2 separate regions of the Homo sapiens genome follow, and region 2 is linked to region 1. The links are chromatin loops, found by intact Hi-C in ENCODE. Cell type or tissue: PC-9. All regions are shown on one strand. Links, peaks and the distances in the headings refer to the core of each region. The heading gives the core; the rest is flanking DNA. Region 1 overlaps RNF144B (ring finger protein 144B). Region 2 has its middle 44 kb from the start of RNF144B.

Evidence for each region. A loop is a pair of places that touch in the nucleus more often than their neighbours do. Peaks named below come from ENCODE experiments on the same cell type or tissue, not always from the same donor. Only the 100,000 strongest peaks of a DNase experiment are listed, where the experiment ranks them.
Region 2: it touches region 1 in a loop (8-fold over the local background); 3 of 110 quality-filtered maps call a loop at or near these places.

What each region holds. Positions count from the first base shown.
Region 1 is chr6:18,429,114-18,440,222 of GRCh38, reverse strand. RNF144B (ring finger protein 144B) reads right to left here. Exons shown (of 8, transcript NM_182757.4): 4 at 479-539. Among named protein-coding and RNA genes, the nearest start is that of RNF144B, 47 kb to the right of the region's middle. In PC-9, for the core only: no CTCF peak of the experiment used is centred there; DNase peaks (open chromatin) are centred at 5,692, 7,832 and 8,452; H3K4me3 peaks cover 996 bases; H3K27ac peaks cover 4,436 bases.
Region 2 is chr6:18,337,510-18,348,618 of GRCh38, reverse strand. No RefSeq gene overlaps it. Among named protein-coding and RNA genes, the nearest start is that of RNF144B, 44 kb to the left of the region's middle. In PC-9, for the core only: no CTCF peak of the experiment used is centred there; DNase peaks (open chromatin) are centred at 4,718 and 5,148; H3K27ac peaks cover 1,914 bases.

The DNA.
Region 1 (11,109 bases), core at 1,097-9,096:
AAATTGCACAAGAATGATACATATCCATACTCTGTTATTACCATGATTACAAAAGTAGTATCAAAAAAACAGGTGTTATGTATTCTGAGGAGCAGTAAAAATGTTTGGGCTGGTAATGTTTCGAAGTGATCTTCAAGAATCGAAAATTAGTGGTAAAACCCATTTCGAGGGTCACTTTCTTTTGTATTATTGTGATTATAAAGCCATCTAAATTTTGCAAAACCTTTCTTACATGAGCCAAATTAAAAATACAAAACAAACAACATAAGGAAAGTTCTGTTTCCTGCTAGTCTGCATTTTTTTCTGGTGGTAGCTTAGAGGCTTGAAATTTTATGTTGCAATTACAGTATTCTCCTTTTAGAGTACCCTTGAGGCTTTGTTGACAGCCCATAGCTGCCTTTATCTTCCATGTGGGTTAGTGTAAAAATGACACATGTAAAACCACATTCATCATCAGGAAAAAAAGAAGAGTTCATACCTCTTTCAAATTTTAACCTCTGATAAAGTTGAAACTGGTCCACAGGTACCAAACAGGCAATCTGAAACCAGAGACATAAAAGGTTGAGACTTCAGTCATCATAGTGCCCTGAGTTACCAGCCTTTTGATTTCTCTTTCTGGCTTTGCTTATTATACTTTCTCTACACCAATTGTTTGCAAACCTCTTTTTCTCCACACTGTTCATGTAGTAAAACACATGCAACAATTTTCAAGTCATCCCCACTCCACCACCATAGCTGAGAATCACTGCTGAAGGGAGCAGTTACAAAACTCATTGATCACCTTCTACCTTCAGTCAGTGGCTACCAAGACCAGACAACAAAATTTTATTACAGGGACTTCTAAAATTATTCATATTCCTGTATTAAAGATGCTTCCTTTCTCTATATCTTCATTTAAGAATTTTTTGAAATTAAAGTTCTAGCTTTGGAATCCTGAAAAACTAAAGTCAGGTAGACAGCATCTCAGGAATTATGCAAATGTCATTTGTCACCTAGGAAAGAGTACCTTTTAAACAATATAAAAATCATGTCTTCTGACAAGAGTCACTTCCTAGAGCCCTCGGTTATGGGACATTGACATCTCAGACTCTGGTAGAAAAGAAATGCCTAAAATATTTCTTGCAACTAGACTCCTATTTCCATTTCAGATGGCAACATAAACCAAAGGTTTACTAGTAAACAACAACAATTCACACTTAACTGAATGACATTTCAAATTAGTTATTTTTAAAGGCAGATGCAGGAAAAGCTAACTGCTCTTAAACCAGCATTCTAAACATTTTAATTCCATTGATGTCAAATGTAAATATATTGACATAACTTAAAGATTTATATATGAGAAAATAAAGATTTTCTCATATATAAATCATATATAAATCAAATCAAATCACATTTGATATTAGCCTTCCAGACATCCAGTAAGTTCATACAGGACAGAGTTTTAGCCCTGACAACTCCAACTCTAAACTATCACCTTTTTTTGGCACAAAACACACCTACATTGACGTTCTTGCAACTAAGGAAAGGACATCTGCTTTGAGAAAACTGGAGTAAGAAAATGATGCAGCTAAAATTGTATTTAACAAATATTATACCTTTTATAATGCATTCAAAATCTAATCCTTTCCCTTATAAATAATCTCAAGTTGTTTATTTCGCAAATGAATCTAAATTAGCTAAAATGTATAAAGGACCACAAAACAAGTTTGGTCTTCCTCATTCCAAGTAAAGTGTGGTAAAACATAACTTTAATTATAAAAACATTTTTATCCAAATTTTCTTTCTCCAGTTGGGGAGAAAATGTTGCATTTTCATCTGGTACCTTAAAGCTCCTTAGCAATCTTTACAAAAAAAATTATGCGCAATATCATGTTATATGTATTTTACCATAGTTCTTTCAACAGTGTGGTTGGACTTTTATTACACTGAAAGTCAACTTTATTCATCTGTTATAATGCTACCCAGACATCTTTCCTGAAAGACAAAGATGTCTCAAATAAAATTCAGAGTTGGAGACAGAAGGTACAAGCAAATGAAGTGATAGGAGGCATTTAGGAACCAGAGTTCAGTTCCTGACTTTGTCGCTAATTCATCATGGGTGGAGGACAAACAAATGCTACGTCAGCTTCTGGACCAACATGACTTGGGGGGTGATACCATCTGGGCCCAAGAGACCTCAATAATATTCTATGAATCTTTTTTTAACCACCACCTTCTTTGATTCCAGAAGACAGTCTTGTACCCCACTCACCCTCATCTAAAATAGTTTGTGGACTGATGACCTCCTTTTAAATCCTTCAAAGTCAACCCCTAAAAATTCTGATTCTTTTTCAATGATGAGCAATTTATATAAATGTCAAATACAGTTTATGGAAGACAAGGCAAACGGAAGATGTTTTAGATACAGATGAAATGTTAATGTGAAAAATGACAGAAATTAATGCAGTAAAAAGTAAACAACTGTAGAGATGGATGTTTAATTTTAAATTAGAAAAATAAATTTCATTGGAGTACATACTACTGCCAACAGGGAAGTCATAGATTTCTAATTTTTTTGTCTTTTATGGTACTTTGGATTTCTCATTTAAGTCAAAGGTTTGTATGGAACGAAGACTTACTAAGGTAAATCAATTTTTTAATTGAAAGCTGTGATTACAAGAAGTTAATTACTTTGCTTCTCATTCTATTTGGTCCTTTTGGAATGAAGACACCCATAGAATGCACCATTCTCTTCCCTAGTTCCCCTCATTTAGACTTGCATCTTTTGTATTACTGTTTTTTTAAGAGATGAGGTCTCACTTTGTCAACCCAGGCTGGAGTGCAGTGGTACAATCATAGCTCAGGTAGCCTTAAACTCCCGGGCTCAAGCAATCCTCCCTCCTCAGCCTCTCAAGTAGCTGAGACTACAGGCATGCACCATCATAACTGGCTAATTTCTTAATTTTCTGTAAAGATGGGGTCTCGCTATGTTGCCCAGGCTGCTCTCAAACCCCCAGCTTCCAGTGATCTTCCTGTCTTGGCTTCCCAAAGTGCTGGGATTACAGACATGAGCCAGTTGCACCCAGTCACATTTTTTCTAAATATTTGTTGACAGCTTACCATGAGTAAAGCTTTGGTCTGGAAGCCTAGCATACAATGAGACAGGACATACAGAAGCTACACTCAAGAGGCTGAAATTACTTAGAAAGCAATAAACATAAGATTTACAAAAGATCTACCCCTTGATGTTGTCTGTTGGATTTTGCAGATTAGAACTAATTTTCTGAAATATTTCTATTATATTTTTGGCTTTAGATGAGAGCTGTACAAAAAAAAAACACAACAACAAATGATACAAAAGGTTAAATTCCTGGTTCCACTGTCATTTGGAGCTAAGTCACTATTGCTCAAGACCTCCATTTTTACAACTGTAAAATTGAAATATTAATACTTGTGTTAGGATGATTATTAGAAGACTAAATCAGGCTGCAGGTAAAAGGGCTACAATCAATTTTTTGAGGATATTCACAAGTACTGTAAAATTGACTGCTACACCTGACAATCCTAGAGAATAAAAGAGATTATGAAGAGGTATCTTGTGGTATGCATTTATCTTCTTTCTGCCAACCGAGAATTTCCAAATCATTCAAAATCACACCAGACCATTATATAAAAAGTTGCAAAACTTGTATAGAGAGTTACCAAATGCCATTCCCCCAACTTCCCCTAATAACACTTTCTAAATTTAGTTGCTAAATGCCATTCCAACTTCCCCTAATGATAATCATAGTATTGAAATAATGACATTTATATTTCGATACAATAGAATTAAAGCATCTTCGGGCCTTATTCAAATCTCACTAATTGTTCCACTAAGGTCTTTTTTTCAGTCTAAGATCCAATCCAGGTAACCAACTTGTACCTAGCTGTGGTATCTCCTTGACGTTCCAATCTGGGACAGTTCTTCAATTTATCTTTGCCTTTTGTGACTTTGATGAGTTTGAAGAGTCCAGGCCAGTTATTTGTACAGTGTTCCCCTAATTTGGATTTGTCTGATGCTTTCTCATGATTAGATTCAGGTTATGAATTTTTGGCAAGAATATCACAGACGTGTCCTTGGGGCCATCAGGAGCTACATGAGGACAACATGTCTCATTATTGATGATGTTAACTTTTTTTTTTTTTAGTGTGTGATTTGAGGTGGGTTTTATTATTATTATTATTATACTTTAAGTTTTAGGGTACATGTGCACAACGTGCAGGTTTGTTACATATGTATACATGTGCCATGTTGGTGTGCTGCATCCATTAACTCGTCATTTAGCATTAGGTATATCTCCTAATGCTATCCCTCCCCCCTCCCCCAACCCCACAACAGTCCCTGGTGTGTGATGTTCCCTTTCCTGGGTCCATGTGTTCTCATTGTTCAATTCCCACCTATGAGTGAGAACATGTGGTGTTTGGTTTTTTGTCCTTGCGATAGTTTGCTGAGAATGATGGTTTCCAGCTTCATCCATGTCCCTACAAAGGACATGAACTCATCATTTTTTATGGCTGCATAGTATGTTAACTTTTTAATGTGGTTAAGGTGGTATCTGCCAGCTTCTCTATCATTTGGAATTAACAATTACCTTGTAGGGAGATATTCTGAAACTACGCAAAATCCTGTTTCTAATCAAACTTTGCCCACTAATTTTTGTATCCACTGACAATTCTTGCCAAAAATAATTATTACTGTAATATTTGCTTAGTGATTTTTCTATTTCTATCATTCATTTTGTACTTGGTGATTAAAATTCCACTGTAAGAAAAAGCTGTCCCTTCTCTATTTATTCATTTTTTAAATTTCAGTCAGCATAGACTGCAGACATTTATTTTATTCAGTGGCTTCTAATTCATTACTAACCAAATCCATATTCGAGCAGTAAAAGCAAAGCTCCCTAGGTATATTCTCAGCTATCAAGAGACCACTACCCTGAGATCAACTACTTAATGGTCTTTAATTTAAAGTTAATTTTTGCTACTTCTTCTTTGAAAGCTGTGCTAATTTATTTATTGTTAAACAGAAATTTCTCTCTCCTATCCAAGCACAAAAGACAACTTTTGGTCCTCATGATCATTCTAGAAACTCTTTCCAAAGGTGGGGGAAAACACCCAAACTTTAATTCAAAGATAAAATAAATTCAGTTTCATGTTAATAGAATAAGAGCAATAATATCAGAATAATGACAACAAAAGCTACTAATTGTCCACAATCACTATTTTGTTTTGTTTCATTTCTGATAAAAATGAACCTTATGATCCTTATTAAATACTCAATTCTGGCCAGGCAAGGTGGCTTACGCCTGTAATCCTAGCACTTTGGGAGGCCGAGGCAGGTGGATCACGAGGTCAGGAGATTGAGACCATCCTGGCTAACAAGGTGAAACCCCATCTCTACTAAAAATACAAAAAATTAGCTGGGCGTGGTAGCAGGCGCCTGTAGTCCCAGCTACTCAGGAGGCTGAGGCAGCAGAATGGCATGAACCTGGGAGGCGGAGCTTGCAGTGAGCCGAGATCGCACCACTGCATTCCAGCCTGGGCGACAGAGCAAGACTCTGTCTAAAAAAACAAACAAACAAAACAAAAACACTCAGTTCCTACTCAGCTGAATGTCTTTGCTTTTCCATTTCATCCCTAGCAGAGCATATCCAGGGAAGCCAGACCACACCTACACACGGGAGTGCTGTAACTGTTACACACAACTGTGATTTAATCTCTCTAACGTCCACAACCAAGAAGAAATGAAAAGTGAGGCACACCTGTTAATCAGTATTAACCACGATCATAATATTTAAACAAGCATCACCATCTACACTAACACTGACCTTACCCCCTCTCAGAAAAAAACAAAGCAAAAAAGGGAGGCAGAAAGTGAAGCCTGCTCACCACAAAAGTATTTATGCCAAAAGTGGTGTGTGTTCCCATATGAAGTGTTAATAAATACAATGTATATTGCTTTTTAGTTAAGAAAAAAAGACTCAATTAAAAAAATGAAACAGAAATTGGGGATAGGCTTTAGAGAACTGCTACCCATCAGAGTCCGGAAAGCCCAAACAGAAGGAAAAAGCGCCCAGACTTTACTTAGGTTTGGTCCTTCAAATCATGCTTCTGCTACAGTTGCTTTAAAAATTAAACAGGCTGAACAAATAATAAAACATATCAGAACATCTGGAGATGGAATTGACCACTAGTAAGTGGATCATTACAACCTGTCAAGGTTTGGGCAATTTGGGGGATGCTATGACTTGCAAAATCCAGGGCAGGGGAAATAACACTCACTGTGCGGATCAATGTCTAATCACATTAACATAGGAACTAAAAATGTTTTCACAACGCAGAGAACGAGAGCTGCTCTTCCTAACAGAGGAGAAAAACAGCACATTCACCCATTCACCTGAGTGAAACTAACAAGCTGAAGTCTCTCACCTGAATACTAGATTAAAAATCCTGATTGGAAACCATATGTGGGCATCACTGTCTGAGAGGCAGAAGGCAAGAAATGGAATTCCAGGGCCACTGATCTTCGCAGTCCACTGTAGAGGGCAGCTTTCACTGGTCTTTGTTTCACATGTGCTATAGAAGTCTCTGTACATTATCTAACCAAGATCATCTTTCCATATATCATCCCGTCTTTTCTCCCTCCACTCAGTCATAAGTAAAAAGGGACATATCCATACACTCATGTGACACATTCAACTCACTGTGGCTTAGTTTTCTATGTGCCATTAGTTAAAGAATTTTCTTAGAAACCTTATTACCCACTTATACAGTTTTAAGTACATTTTAAAACAAAGTTTTAACTACTTTCTAAAATGTGATTCAGCCAGGAAACTCAAAAATATCTATTAACTCTGGCTTGGCGGATTCCTCTAACCCCACCATCTCAAAGGTTTACTTTTCTCCAGCCAACACGTATTGCAGCCAAAGGTTATTACAGACACACTCATCCCTTCCCATTCAGATCCTTACACCACAGTAACAGGAATATGGCCTCTTGCCTGGGCATTCTCACCCTTCCTTTGCCCTAGCTTCCCACCATGATAATGGGAAGGAAGAATGTTAAGAGATGGCAAGTGGAGGCAGAGGATTTGGGAAGAACACCTGGATTCCCTATCACTGTAGCCAACTTTCCCAAAGCCACCCAACTAAATATGCAATCTGAGTAAAAACTGTATTTATTTTGCAAACATAGCTTCAAATTCCCCAGTACTCGATCCCTCCTCCACCATACCTCCACCCCAGGTCTCCAGAATGCCCTGCCCTAACTCCCTTCTTACAGAAATTCTGAAGCCTCCATTCAGCTGCACCCACCCTTTCTCTGGTGCACACTGCGGCACTAGCAGTAAAAGGCAGGCTGGTCATTTCAGTGCTCCAGGGCTTAGAAAGAAGATTAGTGAGTGAGAAGCTCTTCCCTGCCCTCCACTGACACCTAGCAATTGGAAGAAGTTAAAACTCTCAGGCCATGTAATGGCAGGTACTATTCAAATAGGAATATGCACTCACCACTCAAAATTCGCACAGGCCAGACAAATGGTTCAAACTTTCCCAGGAAGTGATGGATGCTACTTCAATAACACTACATGGGAACTGCTTAAATTAGACATCACCTTTTTTAACAGGGCTACTAACTTCAAGCAAGGGCTTCGCCTGAAGTAATGCTATTGGAATAAACAATCTGTGTCCTGCCTCTCATAATTTCATGTTGGACATGATTACAAGATCAAGTACATTGGAAAAGCTCTGCAGAGCAAAAGCTAAAAGTACCAGATGATGCAATAGAGGAAAGTTTTACTTTTCCCTGGCTCCTAGTGTGTTCACCTCTAGCCACAAGTCCTCCTGAGTCACTGTCTCTCACCAGCTTCCATGACACTGAAAGGGAAGCTGCCGTTTTCTACCATTTCCTATACAAGGGAACAGTAGAGTCATCCCTCAGTATCTGAAGGGCACTGGTTCCAGGACCTCCCGCAGATACCAAAATCTTCAGATGCTTAAGTCTCTGATATAAAATGGGGTAGTACTAAAATATAACTTATGCACATCCTCTCTCCTGTATAGTTCAAATCATTTTTAGATTACTTATAATACCTAATACAATGCAAATGCTAGGTAACTCATTATACTATATTGTTTAGGGAATAATGACAAGGAAAGTCTGCACGTGTTCAGTAAAAATATTTTTTCTGAGTATTCTCCATGGGCAGTTGAATCCCCAAATGCAGAACCCATGGACACTGAGGTTCAATTGTACTTGAACTGGGCATTAAGTGCGTCACTAAGGAGGCTACTCTTCATAGATAAAATTTAGGAGGCATAATCACAGCTGAGCCAATTTGGAAAAATCAAGAAGGCAGGTACATGGAGCACAGCCAACTCTGTAAGCTAGACCTGCACAAGGAAGCACTCAGAGGAAAGAGCTTACATTCCTGCCATCCTTTGAAGATGAAGAAATGTTAGACTTAAATGCATTTGGTAAGACAGAGAAGAATGAAGAATCACGTGTTGTAATATAAATAGCAGCAAGACAAAGAGAACCAGGCTTAATCAGAATTATTTTTAACAAGCAAAGTATATTTATGTGTTACCTGTGTAATTAAGCATTTTTTAAAAGGCAGAAGGAAGTAGTAGTCATTGAGATAGAACCTAGTCAAGCATATGTGAATGAACCCCATTGTGGTATACTCAGTAATATATAGATTATAAGCCACATGTTATAACTGTATGCAATAAAATCTTGATCTAAAGCAAGTTAGAAATGAAGGTGGTACAGTCCAATTCATGTGTGTGGTATTTACTTTCAAAGGAGGAGGCCTATGTAAACTGATGCAGCTACCCATATCTCCAATATAATCTTCTATTCCATTTTCAACTCAAAATGATTATCAATTACCACTACCACGTATTTTTATCACTGAAAAAGACAGTAGCAAGTTGATAGAGAACATTTGATTCTTTTTTTTTTATTTTTTATTTTTTTTTGAGATGGAGTCTCGCTGTGTCACCCAGGCTGGAGTGCAGTAGTGCAATCTCAGCTCTCTGCAACCTCCACCTCCTGGGTTAGGCTGTGTAAGCCCTGCTGGGATTACAGGTGCCCACCACTATGCCTGGCTAATTTTTTTGTCTTTTTAGTAGAAAGGGGTTTCACTGTGTTAGCCCGGATGGTCTCGATCTCCTGACCTCATGATCCGCCCACCTCAGCCTCCCAAAGTGCTGGGATTACAGGCGTGAGCCACTGCACCTGGCCTCCTTTTGTAATTTTTAAGACTCATTATGGGTTTGTCTGGTTTTAATGCACAAAAGTAAAATGCTTTTATAGTAAAACTGGATAAAGAGAACCAGAAGGACAGAGAAGGGATAGAGTGGGGAAAGGATAAGGAGAACAAAGGAGGGGGGAAATACAAAGAGAAAATGTCTATTCAAAGAAAATGAAGCCAGATGTGGTGGTTCACACCTGTAATCCCAGAACTTTGGGAGGCTGAGGCAGTAGGATTGCTTGAGCCCAGGCTGGAAAACATAGAGAGACCCTCTCTTTAAAAAAAAAAAAAAATTAAAAATTAGCCAGGCATGGTGGTGCACATCTGTAGTCCCAGCTACTTGGGAGGCTGAGGTGGGAGGATCGCTTGAGCCTGGGAAGTTGAGCTGTGATTGTACCACTGTACTCCAGCATGGGCAACAGAGGAAAACCAGGTTTTAAAAAAGAGAGAGAGAGAGAGAGAGAAAGCAAGAAGCAAGAAAAAAAGAAAATGAGAAGACTACTTAAGCTCTGCTCTAGAGAACTGCAAGACAGACACTATAGCCTGTCCTGATCCACTTACCTGGGCACACTGGCCCCTTACATTAGATACTCAAAATGTCAGTGCCTAGTGGCTACCATTTACTGAAAATTCTAAAACACTATGCATTTGAACTTTCTGCACTGATGGAAGTATTTTATTCTGTGCTGTCCGGTCTGGTAACCATTAGCCACATGTGACTGCTGAACACTCAGCAATTACTGACTAGCATGATTGAACTAAATTTTTAATTTCATTTAAATCAGTCTAGGTTTAAATAGCCACATGTGGCTAGTGGCTACTGGATTAGTCAGCACAGGTCTAGAATACAGGAATCCGATAAATGTCATGGACTTTTTTTGAAATTTCACCAAGCTATTCACTTATGTTTAATAGATTTTATGTGCATGAATTCACTAAGATTTCATAGCAGACACAGCTCCTGTTGCCTGCCCCACTTCTTGCATTTCACTTTTATAATTATCTGACTCGTTATAAGTTGACTGTCTCTCTGCTGGACCAGAAGCTCCATAAGAAGAGCACTAGCGGGCCTTTCTTATTCTCCTCTCCAGCCCAGCCTGGAATGGGGCCAGGCACACACTGTGGTCTTTATTAAGACTTGCTGACCCATCAGACACCTGAGAAGCAAGTCAAAAAGGAAGTGTCTTTCCTGGAAGGATTATGCATAGAAAGATACACCCAAATACCCAAGACTCATTTTAAAAACAATTCTGAAGTGACACAGATCAACAATATTCTTAGTAACTAGTCCAATTTCTCTCCACTATAGCTCTTTTTACCCTACAAAAGTCAATAATATATCTCTCCACAGGGTTTACATACTCGATATTACCTTTTTACCAAAAAAGTTATTCCATGATTTTCTTAAATCACTTCTAAACAGATATTCCTTTTATACTTCCCTAAAAAACGTTATATCTCACTTGTAGCACTCAGCCACTAATCAATAAATTGAACACAGGATGCCCAGACACAAATTGTTAAAAACTGTCTATACTAACTTTCTGACTGCTTCACTTACAAAGCAAAGGATATATATGTAAAAGAATATATATTCATAAACAAAGCATGTACAGTATATATATCTATACACACACACACATCTACATGTGTGTCTGCACACACACACAAATTGAGCTTCCAATTATTAAGTCCTTTATCATACATTCTATCTACCTACCTAGTTCTATGCCCCCATTCCCATTTTTTTTAAGAGATGAAATCTCACTCTATTGCCCAGGCTGGAGTGCAGTGATGTGATCAAGGCTTACTGGAGCCTTGACCTTCAGGGCTCAAG
Region 2 (11,109 bases), core at 1,216-9,215, 92 kb after region 1:
TCTTCTTAATAGGAAATCATGCCAACATATCAAAGACACTGAAGCGAAGGGTGAATGTCCATACTGCTGGAGCACATGGTAAGACTTCAGCGCCTGGGCCGCTTCCCAAGTTCTGCCCCTCACAGTGTGCCCCACCACAGCCTACCCTCCGGCTCCTTTCCATTTCATCTGCCTTTCCCCATTAATACCATGAGCTAGTGCTATTCATGAATATGAGACATTGATCCATAAATCACAATCTTTATAGTATGCATTCTAAAATAAAATTAAAGGTTAGTATTCTAAGACTTTGAAAAAAGGGTTGCAACTAACAGAACCTATAAAACACTCTAGGGAAGGGAGAAATCACTGTCAAGTAGACAGAATTGATAGCCTGGGAAATCAGGTTGGGTTTTTATCCCCCACTGATTCTCCCCAGCTACCCGTGCATTAAATGTGCTCAGGGAAAATAAAAATCTAAAAGCCACCCTTGTTCTGCCTCAATCCAGCTCACCTACAGGTCAAATTTAAAGGCACATTTATTTAGCCTCCAGCTCTCTGCTGCTAAGCTCATTGTAATTTCCGCTGATTACTTTGAGAAGTACCTTTCAATTTGGTGGAGGGAGGGAAGTGTGGAAGGCTGGAGTTCCACTTATTTCCTCAGAAGTAAAGCCAGAGAGTGCAGCCTTCAGGGACAGTGTCATTATCTGGATGCTTTCTGAGTCTCAGAATCTGCTGATATCCACATTATCATTCCAATCTCAAAAATTACTTCAGGCCGGGCGCTGTGGCTCACGCCTGTAATCCCAGCACTTTGGGAGGCTGAGGCCGGCGGATCACGAGGTCAGGAGATCCAGACCATCCTGGCTAACATGGTGAAACCCCATCTCTACTAAAAATACAAAAAATTAGCCGGGCGTGGTGGTGGGCGCCTGTAGTCCCAGCTATTCGGGAGGCTGAGGCAGGAGAATGGCGTGAACCCAGAAGGTGGAGCTTGCAGTGAGCCAAGATCGTGCCACTGCACTCCACCCTGGGTGACAGAGAGGACTCCATCTCAGAAGAAAAAAAAAAAAAGAACAGTGTCTTAAGATAGGAGGGGTTTCTCTTTCATATTAAAAAAATTTTGGCGAGGCCCAGTGACTCATGCTTGTAACTCCAACCCTTTAACAAGCCAAGGCAGGAGAGTCACTTGAGCTCAGGAATTTGAGACCATCCTGAGCCACATAGCAACACCCCATCTCTACACAAAAAAATACAAAAATTAGCTGGGCATGGTGTTGTGTGCCTGTAGTACTAGCTACTAGGGAGGCTGAGGTAGGAGGATCGGTTGAGCCCAGGAGTTCAAGGCTGCAGTGAGCTATTATTGCACCACTACACTTCAGCAGCCCAGGCAATAGAGTAGACCTTGTATCAAAAAATAAATAAATAAAGCTTTTAAATAAATAAACTTTTCAAGTCTGCACACAATCATGCATGCCTTGCAGTTGCTTGAGTCACTCAGGATTTGAGCTTATTCTGTCTTCCTGCTCTGTGATCTCACGTCAGGCTTCTATTTTCAATATCACTTCACGGTCCAAGATGCCTGCTAGAATCCCAGCCATTACATCTGAGACCAGCAGAAAGAGGAAAGGAGAAAGAAACAAAATGTCTACCCTTTCTTAAAGGGCCAAGTTCAATAGCCTTTCTGGAGCTTCCCACAACACTTTGACTTACATCAGCTTGACCGCAAAGGAGGCTGAGTATAGCCTTTAACTAAGCTAATGTTCTGTTGCTAAAGGAAAAGTTGAAAATGGAATTTGGAAAGGCAACTAGTAGTCCTTGCCACAGATTAAGAAATCAGCAGCTGGGCACGGTGGCTCACCCCTGTAATCCCAGCACTTTGGGAAGCTGAGGCGGGCAGATCACCTGAGATCAGGAGTTTGAGACCAGCCTGGCCAACACAGCAAAACACCGTCTCTACTAAAAATACAAAAATTAGCTGGGTGTGGTGGCAGGCACCTGTAATCCCAGCTACTCAGGAGGCTGAGGTAGAAGAATCGCTTGAACCCAGGAGGCGGAGCTTGCAGTGAGCCGAGATCGTGCCACTGCACTCCAGCCTGGGAGTCAGAGTGAGACTCCATCAGAGAGAAAGAAAAGAAAAGAAATCAGCAACATAGTTCAGGCTCTCTCCATTTAAACTTTCTCTCTGTGACTTGAATCAACCTCATTTTTTTATGTTGTCCCAAGTTGTTACCGGCCTTAGATGATGAGTGTATGACATTAAACACAAAAAACTCGACACCATTACCTTCTGCCATGGCTGAATAAGCTAAAGACATTTAACCACATTTACTGGTGGGATCTGTTGTCCAAGAGGTCATAACAAACTTAGCTTCAGAAACTGGACTTATGATGCAGGGATATGCATTCAGTGCACAACAGTCATTCATTCCCTTTCTGGCCAGGTATGCATCAAGCCAGGAGGTCTCTTAAATAATCCTAAGCTAAAAACAGGGACGGAGATTCTTCTACCTCATACTGAGGGGCAGGTACGCAAAGAAGTAGTCACTGTTGCAATATGAATCACCCAATTTTCTTACATATATTTGACCCTGAGGTCATTCTTATAGATTCTCAGTGGTCAAGCAGCTAAAGTAAGATGCTTTTCAATAACAGGCAGAGCCATGTTGCATAAAAAGTAGGTTACTACAAACTTCCTATTTAATGTCACATAACCTCTTATACAGCTTGCCCTGAAACTCTTCTCACTTCCTTCATACCCACTGGGTACCCAGTGGTCTTATGCTGCCCATAGCCGAGAATCCTCAGTCATAGCATTCCCATTGCAAAGTGGCTGCTTTCCAAGTCCCCATCCCCAGATGCCTGTGTCTTAGACTGTCCTAGAGGGGTCAGACTTCTGCCTCATGGCAATAATGGTAGTGTCAGTAAGGCAAACCAAAGAACATAACCAGGCCAGGCACAGTGGCTCACACCTGTAGTCCTAGTGCTTTAGGAGGCTGAGGCAGGAAGACCACTTGGGCCCAAGGGTTCAATACCAGCCTGTGCAACATAGTGAGACCCCGTCTCCACACAAAAACAAAAACCAAAATTAGCCAGGCATGGTGATGTACTCCTGTAGTCCTAGCTACTTGGGAGGCTAGCAGGGGAAGGATCACTTGAGCCCAGAAGTTTGAGGCTGCATCCCAGCCTCAGTGACAAAGCAAGACCCTGTCTCAAAAAAAAAAAAAAAAAAAAACAAACATAACTAATGATTGCCCTTTCTTGTTAATGTTTTGCAAAAATGTGTATCTATCCGAGACTCCTTTGAGGAGTGTTATGGACCTGATGGTGTTCCCCCAAAATTCACATGTTAAAGTCCTAACCCCTAGCACCTCAAAATGTGACTGTATTTGAAGATATTGTCTTTAAAGAGGTAGTCGGTACCCCTGATATGATGTGAGGAGAAAGACACTCTGCTGCAGTATTCCTTCTAAAATCCTAGCACCCCAATCTAATCATGAGAAAAACATCCAACAAATTCCAAATCCCAATGGAAGGGCAGTCTAAAAATACTCTGAAAGTACTCCCCAAAATTAAAACGTCATCAAAGACAAGAAAAGTCTGAAAAACTTAGCCAAGATCAGCCTAAGGAAGGATGATGACTAAATAGAGTATGGTATCCTGGATGGGATCCTAGAACAGAAAAATGATATCAGGTAAAAACTAATGCCAAATCCCCCTCTCCGAGAAACACCCAAGAATGATCAATAAATACTAAAAAAATTTAAAAAAAAAAGAAAATAAATGCAATAAATGTTCTTAATCTTAAAAAAAACTAACGAAGTGTGAATAAATCATGTACTTCAATTAAAAACTATTAAGCATACCAGAGGTAGTGGGTAATACTGAGAACAGGGGAGGCCATGAATGTGTGGGGACAGGGAGTATATGGAATATCCCATATGCTTTCCTCTCAATTTTGCTGTGAACCTAAAACTGCTCTGAATAAGTAGTCTTTAAAATGAAAAAAAAAAAAAATCCTTGTTGTTTTTGTTTGTTTGTTTGTTTTTAGCTCTGTCACCCAGGCTGGAGTGCGGTGGTGCAGTCAAAGTTCACTGCAGCCTCGACCTCCTGGGCTCAAGTGATCCTCCTGCCTCAGCCTCCCAAGTAACTGGGACCACAGCTGTGCACCGCCATGCCTGGCTTTTTTTATTTTTTTATTTTTTTTTAGAGATGGGGTTTTGCATGTTGCTCAGGCCAGTCTCAAACTTCTGGACTGAAGCAATCCTCCACCTTCAGCCTCCCATAGTACTGGGATTATGGTTGTGAGCCACGGTACCCAGCCTGAAAAAAAGTTATAATAATTCATAGACAGATGTACCGAATAGGATTTCAACAAGACTCTTTCTTCACCATTTGCAAAGACTCTCACAAACTGCTGAAGTCCAGGCTGGCTGAAAAGCAGCTTGAGGAAGCATGTTCATGCATCTGGGAACAAGGGGAGTTCACTGGAGTGCACATGCCAGAATGGAAATGAGCCCCCTGCTGTTATCTGAGGCAATTTGTAGTGGGTCTCAATGCTAAAATTAAAGTACACCCCACAAGAAGGGAGGTCACCTGAAGGCAGCCAATGGGCCACCCCTTTAGGGATATTCTCTTGATAAATTCACCTCTGCCCAGGGTCGGCTCTCAGCCTCACAAGCTCAGCAATGACTTCATCAGTGTCTTGACGTTAATCAAACTCATGGATGCTGACTCACACTAATAGAAATGAGTATGATATAGAAAAACAGGATGCCACATCATCAGGCAAACCCAACATGCTAGGCTTGCTGGAGTGGGGTCTGAGAGTCTCCATTTCTAACAAGTTCCCAGGTGATGCCAGTGCTCCTGGCCCATGGACCCCACTTTAAACAGCAAGGGTCTAGACAAGCTATATGGGAAGTCCAAGTATCAGAGTTTATTGGTGAGTGGAATATGAATTAGATCTCAAGAGAGGTTGACTATGTAACTATTTCATGCCATCGGGTTTTGGCTGCTTTACATATCCATTTCCATAATAGATATCAACCCACTACTAACACTTAGTGGTGTCAGACCCTTGCTTTAACAGCCTTGAGAATACAGCTACTCTGTGCCGAACTACACAACCTGTTCAGCCAGTCGTGTTCTGTGGTATGTTGATCAGGTTTCATCATCTGAACTGATACCTTCACATGGCCAGGAATGTAAATAAAAAACTCCCATATATTTCTGCCAGGGTAAATCAGAATATATTAAAAATGAAGCAACTACTAGAAACTCTATACCAATCAAAAGAGAGCAAGTAATGAAGGTAATGAATTTCCCTACAGTACATGAATACTTTTTTTTTGAAACAAGAGTCTTGCTCTGTTGCCCAGGCTGGAGTGCAGTGGCTGATCTCAGCTCGCTGCAACCTCCACTTCCCGGTTTCAAGTGATTCTCCTGCCACAGTCTCCTGAGTAGCTGAGATTACAGGCACCTGCCACCACGCCTGACTACTTTTAGTATTTTTAGTAGAGACAGGGTTTCATCATGTTGGCCAGGCTGGTCTCAAATTCCTGACCTCAAGTGATCTGCCTGCCTCGGCCTCTGAAAGTGCTGGGATTACAGGCGTGAGCCACTGCACCTGACTTGAATAAAGAAATTTCTAACAGATTGGTTGAGAAGAAAAGGAAATACTGCAATGATTAGGTGTCATTCATTCAGCTATTTTCACACATGCCTACTAAGGGAAACCACTATTCAGCAGGTAGCTCTCAAAGTCCTGCATGCAGAAAAATCATATGGAAAGTGTTTTGAATGCAAATTCCAGGGCCTCACTCCCTCTATTCCCACCCTCATTCTACCCCAACTACCAGGAGTCCAATTCAGCAGGCTGGGGCTTATAAATCTACATTTTTAACACGCACCCCCAACAGATTCTGAAAAATACTGACTTATATAGGATTTTAGTGGTTTTCAACCCTGGCTTACATTAGATACAGTGGAGAAGCTCAAAAAAAAAAAAAAAAAAAAAAAAAGGTCCCATGCCTGTATGCCAAAACCCCAAAACAATCAAATCAGAACATCCAGCGCATGAGACCCAGGCAACAGGCATTTTCTTAAGCTTCCCAGGCGACTTAGTGTTTCCAGGTGGTACTATTTGTGTGGGTTGTTAGACATCAGATTCCAAGGCCCCTCCCTGAAGTCTCTGATTCAGTAGGTCTGGGGCAAGGCCCTAGTCGGTGTGTCTGATAAGTGCCCCAGGTGATTCTTATGATGGGGTTTGAGAAATGTGTCTGTCTTACTCAACTGAGTCAGAAATACTGATCCCAGCAAAGCTGCTTCAAGGGATTTTTTTTTTTTTTTGAGACAACTCAAGGGATTTTTGACTCCAGTTTTGAAGCCCCTATTCCATGAATTTAGCTCCAATATGACCTGGGTCTTCCCAAAGAGACGGAACTCACCTCCCTTAATGCTGCATAGGAATGAAAGCCCACTGCTTTATACAACATGGCCTCTGTGGTCCCACTTTTATTACTAATACAACAGGACATTTCTCCCAGATTTAACACTTAGTGCTACATACCAGGCACATGGTATTACAAGCACTTCATCTATTAACTAATTTAATGTTCATAACAGTGCTATGACTAGGAACTATTCTTAGTGCTAACTCTACAGACTTTTTAAAAACGGAGGCATAGAGGCTAAGTAAATTGACTAAGTTTGCTTAGTCAAAGCCAAAGTTACCTAGAGAATGAATCTGAACCCAAACAGTAGAGGACCAAGGTCTGCTCTCTTAATCATAACACTATCATGCTGCTCACCAAGCAAAAGTTGAAGAGCCTGTCCACACATCACTTGCTGCCAGAAACACACACACACACACACACACACACACACACACACACACACAGAGAGACAGAGAGAGAAAGAATCAAGCAAGTTAGTGTTTATTACATCCCTACCATGTATACCAAGTGCTGGGCTTGGGGCTTTACGTATATTATTTCACTTAATCTGCAAGTCAGATATAATCCTATTGTCATGAACACACTATACTGCCTCACTCAGTGATGGAGAGAACCAAACTGTTTTGCATGGTGCAGAGCACCATGCAAAAAAGAAAAACAAATAAAGCAGCCGAAGAAACCTTCCAAGTTGATTTGGAGACTGAAGAAACAGCCAGTTGTGGGGGTGCGTGCTGGGGCGAGAGGAGGCCGGGCAGAGGGTGACTGCGGCTGGCTGTAAAAGGATTCTTGGAGGTGGTGGAGCTGTGGAGATCTTTGGCTCGGAGAAAAGGCAGGGCTTCCTGAGGTCTCAGTAGAGGACAGGAGTTTCATTCAGACATACTGCTTCTCAGTGCAAATCTCAACAAGTCAGGACAAGTGGCTGAGGTCCACCCACTTTAAGGAATGACAAGACATGATGCTGCCTTTAAAAAGAATCTGATGTCTCTAACTCATGCAGGGAAACACAACACAATTTCCTTGTCCTGCCTTAGGTTTCTTCCTGAGTAGTGGCACAGGGGGAGAAAGGAGCTGCAAACCCAATGCCTTACTCCAAGGAGTTTTAAGCATTTGGCCAGTGGCCTGAAAATACTGTCTTTAGGGAAAACAATGGTAAATGGCTGTTAAACATCAGCTTTTTCCTATCTACCTGCTTAGGGACATCACGTGATGCCAATCCCAAACAACCCATCTAAGAAGAGTCACACTATAGTTCAGCCTCAAGGAAATTTGCCTGAGCTCCAGGGTTCTGGAGGTCCAATGCTATTTGCCAGGCCCTGGGGCAAACACTGAGGCCTTAGCAATACTGGACTCTGTGCCCAATAGCTAAACAGAAAGAGTCTAAAAAAAAAAAACCAGGACTAGATGCACAAAAACAAATCCCAGAGAAGTGGAGAAGTAGAGAGTCTTAGTCCATTCAGGCTGCTATTACAGAATACCATAGACCGGGTAGCTTATAAACAACAAGTTTATTTCTCACAGTTCTGGAGGCTGGGAAGTCCAAGATCAAGGCAGACTCAGTGTCTGGTGAGGGCCCAATTTCTGGCTCATAGGTACTGACTTCTTATTGTGTTTGCACAAGGCAGAAGACAGAAGCAGCAAGTTTTCTGGTATCTCTTTTATAGGAATATGAATCCCATTCATGAGGACTCTGCTCCCATACTCTAATCAATTCCCAAAGGTCCCACCCTCAAATACCATCACCTTAGGGGTTAGGGTTTCAATAATAAGATTTTGAGTGTTTTGTTGTTGTTTTTTTTTTTTTTTTAGACAGCCTGTCACCCAGGCTGCAGTGCAGTGACATGATCTTGGCTCACTGCAACCTCCGCCTCCCAGGTTCAAGCGATTCTCATGCCTCAGCCTCCTGAGTAACTGGGATTACAGGCATGCACCATCATGCCTGGCTAATTTTTGTATTTTTAGTAGATATGGGGTTTTGCCATGTTGGCCTGGTTGGTCTCCAACTCCTGGCATCAAGTGATCCACCAGCCTTGGCCTCTCAAAATGCTGGGATTACAGGCATGAGCCACTGCACCTGGCTAACAATAAGATTTCTGGAAGAACATAAAAGTTCAGACGGTAGCAGGGACGTCTAGATGGGCTGGCAAAGAACCTGCAGCATCATGAGCCTTCTGGATTTTATAGCTCTGATCCTAGAACATAAGCCACTGGGTGGTGTTGTGTGGGTTATGGACAGCTTTGGGCCCAACAGCATAAAGTAGTACTGGAAGGTATACAATTCTGGAGATGAATTCCACCCTTAACCAAAGCTGAGATAGAGATGCTACGATTTCTACCAGACATGCATTCCCTTATAAGGCCAAGAGCAAGTAGGTTGGGTCAAGTGTGAGTGACAGCATCACAGTTGTGAGGAGAGCAGATAAGGAGGTGATATGCAGTCATGCCTAAAAGAGGGTCCAGTGAACAAAAGGAAACACAGGTAGTGACTTTCACTGATGGCAATAAATAATAATATTTAAAATTGTCCTACACTTCATTCTTTTTTATTGAGTTCCTGCCATGATTTATCTGCAAATCTGTAAAGCAAGCATTACCAAAAAATTAATTACCTGATTGAAATCAACGGATGAGTTTATTATTTTTCAAACCTTCCACTGTATGTTTTATCTTCCCTGGACATGTAGGGCTAAGTAGATGATGTATACCGGAAAAATCAGAACTAATGTTTCAAGTTTTTTTTTTTTACTTTCTTCATCCAAGAAATAATAGTAGACAGCATTTGTAATTTAACACTGCTTCAAAGGGAATTGTACTTACATTTCCCATCTTTAGTGTTATCTACTTAAAATCCATACCTATTGTTTTCCCTTCATATATTATAAAGTCATAATCTCCTTTATGTGCTAGGCTGAGCATGACTTCTCTGTTGGCAAACAACGCAATACCTGCTTGAAACTCACTTAATGTTCAAAGGAAGAAACACCACCAAATGTTTAGTACATTCTCAGGCATATCTAATGAAAAACATATCTATTGTTTCTAAGAACTATTTGATGTACATCCATGGGCAATAAATCTGGTGAATTCTCAAAAAAAAAATGTTATGGAAAACACCTACTGGCTTAAAGAAGTTAACCTTTCTCCCAAATTGGACAAATCCTCATGAGAGCAAATAGTACATGGTATTTAAAGACCTATTTGTCTATGTCTCTAGACAAATATGTCACAGGAGGGGAGATTGTGTCTACAGTTGGTTCACTACTGTGCCTAGTATGCTGCATGGAACATAAATATTCAATAAACATTTGTGAAAAGAATGGAAGTTGCCTAAGGTGAAAACCAAACTCACATGCATTTGTGAATATCCTTGTCTAAAGCCATAAAAATAAAGGGAATTTAATTAGACACTCAAGCAAACACTCAAGTGTCTTTTCACATTCACATTCATCTGGCACCTATATACCTTGCTTAGTTGAAAGGACATAAGAGAGGCATCTCACTTAAAGACACTCATCTAAGAAACCCAGGAGTTGGCTGGGTATGGTGGCTCATGCCTCTAACCCTAGCACTTTGGGAGGCCAAGGCAGGTGGATCACCTGAGGTCAGGAGTTCAAGACTAGCCGGGCCAACATGGTGAAACCCTATCTCCACTAAAAATACAAAAATTAGCCAGGCATGGTGGCAGGCGCCTGTAATCCCAGCTACTCAGGAGGCTGAGACAGGAGAACCGCTGGAACCCGGGAGGTGGAGGTTGTAGTGGGCTGAGATCGTGCCACTGCACTCCAGCCTGGGTGACAGAGCGACACTCCATCTCAAAAAAAAAAAAAAAAAAGAAAAAGAAACCCTGGAGAGTTGTGTCGGAGTTCCTACTGAGCATCACTGTGCCATCACGTACTAGCCATGGTTTCCTAGGAAACGTATTGGCCTTTCTAAGACTCATTTTCCTCATCTGTATACTTTTATAATAAATCACTGAGTCTCAGCCAACCACAACAGCCACGCTTTAGTCAATCGCAGGGAGCCAGTTGACCAGACCATCTTCAACTAAGGCAAACGCTGAGCTGCAACCAATCCAGCAGTCTCAGTATCTCACTCCTGTTTTCTGTCCATAAATGCCACCTGACCATATTGCAGGCCACAGTGCTCTGACCCTGTTCGGGTTTTGGGGGGCTGCCCTATTCTTGAATCATCCATTGCTCAATTAAGCTCTGCTGAATTTAATTTTCTAAAGTTTCCCTTTTAACATAACCTTCCTACATCTCCATTTCCTAATCCATAAAAAGTTGATCAATATAATAATGTTTAACCTTACGAACGTGTTGTGAGACTTTAAATCGATTTAAGTGAAGGTTAAATGAGTTTAAGTATGAGTAAAGTATTTCATTAACTGTTAAAATGTGATATATGTATTCTTTGTAAACTCTTGGGAGAGGTAATATGTTTTTCTCAAAGTGTTTCTCTCAAAGTTACCACCAAAATATATAGTAAAAACTAGTGAAATTTTAAAAATAGAAGAGGAAGTCAAATTTGACAGGAAGTCTGAACTTATATGTCACTTACAAATTAATTCCAGACTACTTGATCTTTGCATTTTTAAGCTTTATGAAGCAAATTTGTAACAAAACCTACAGAAAATAGTGTAGTAGGCTGCAGTGGGCAGAGTTTTAAGAATCTC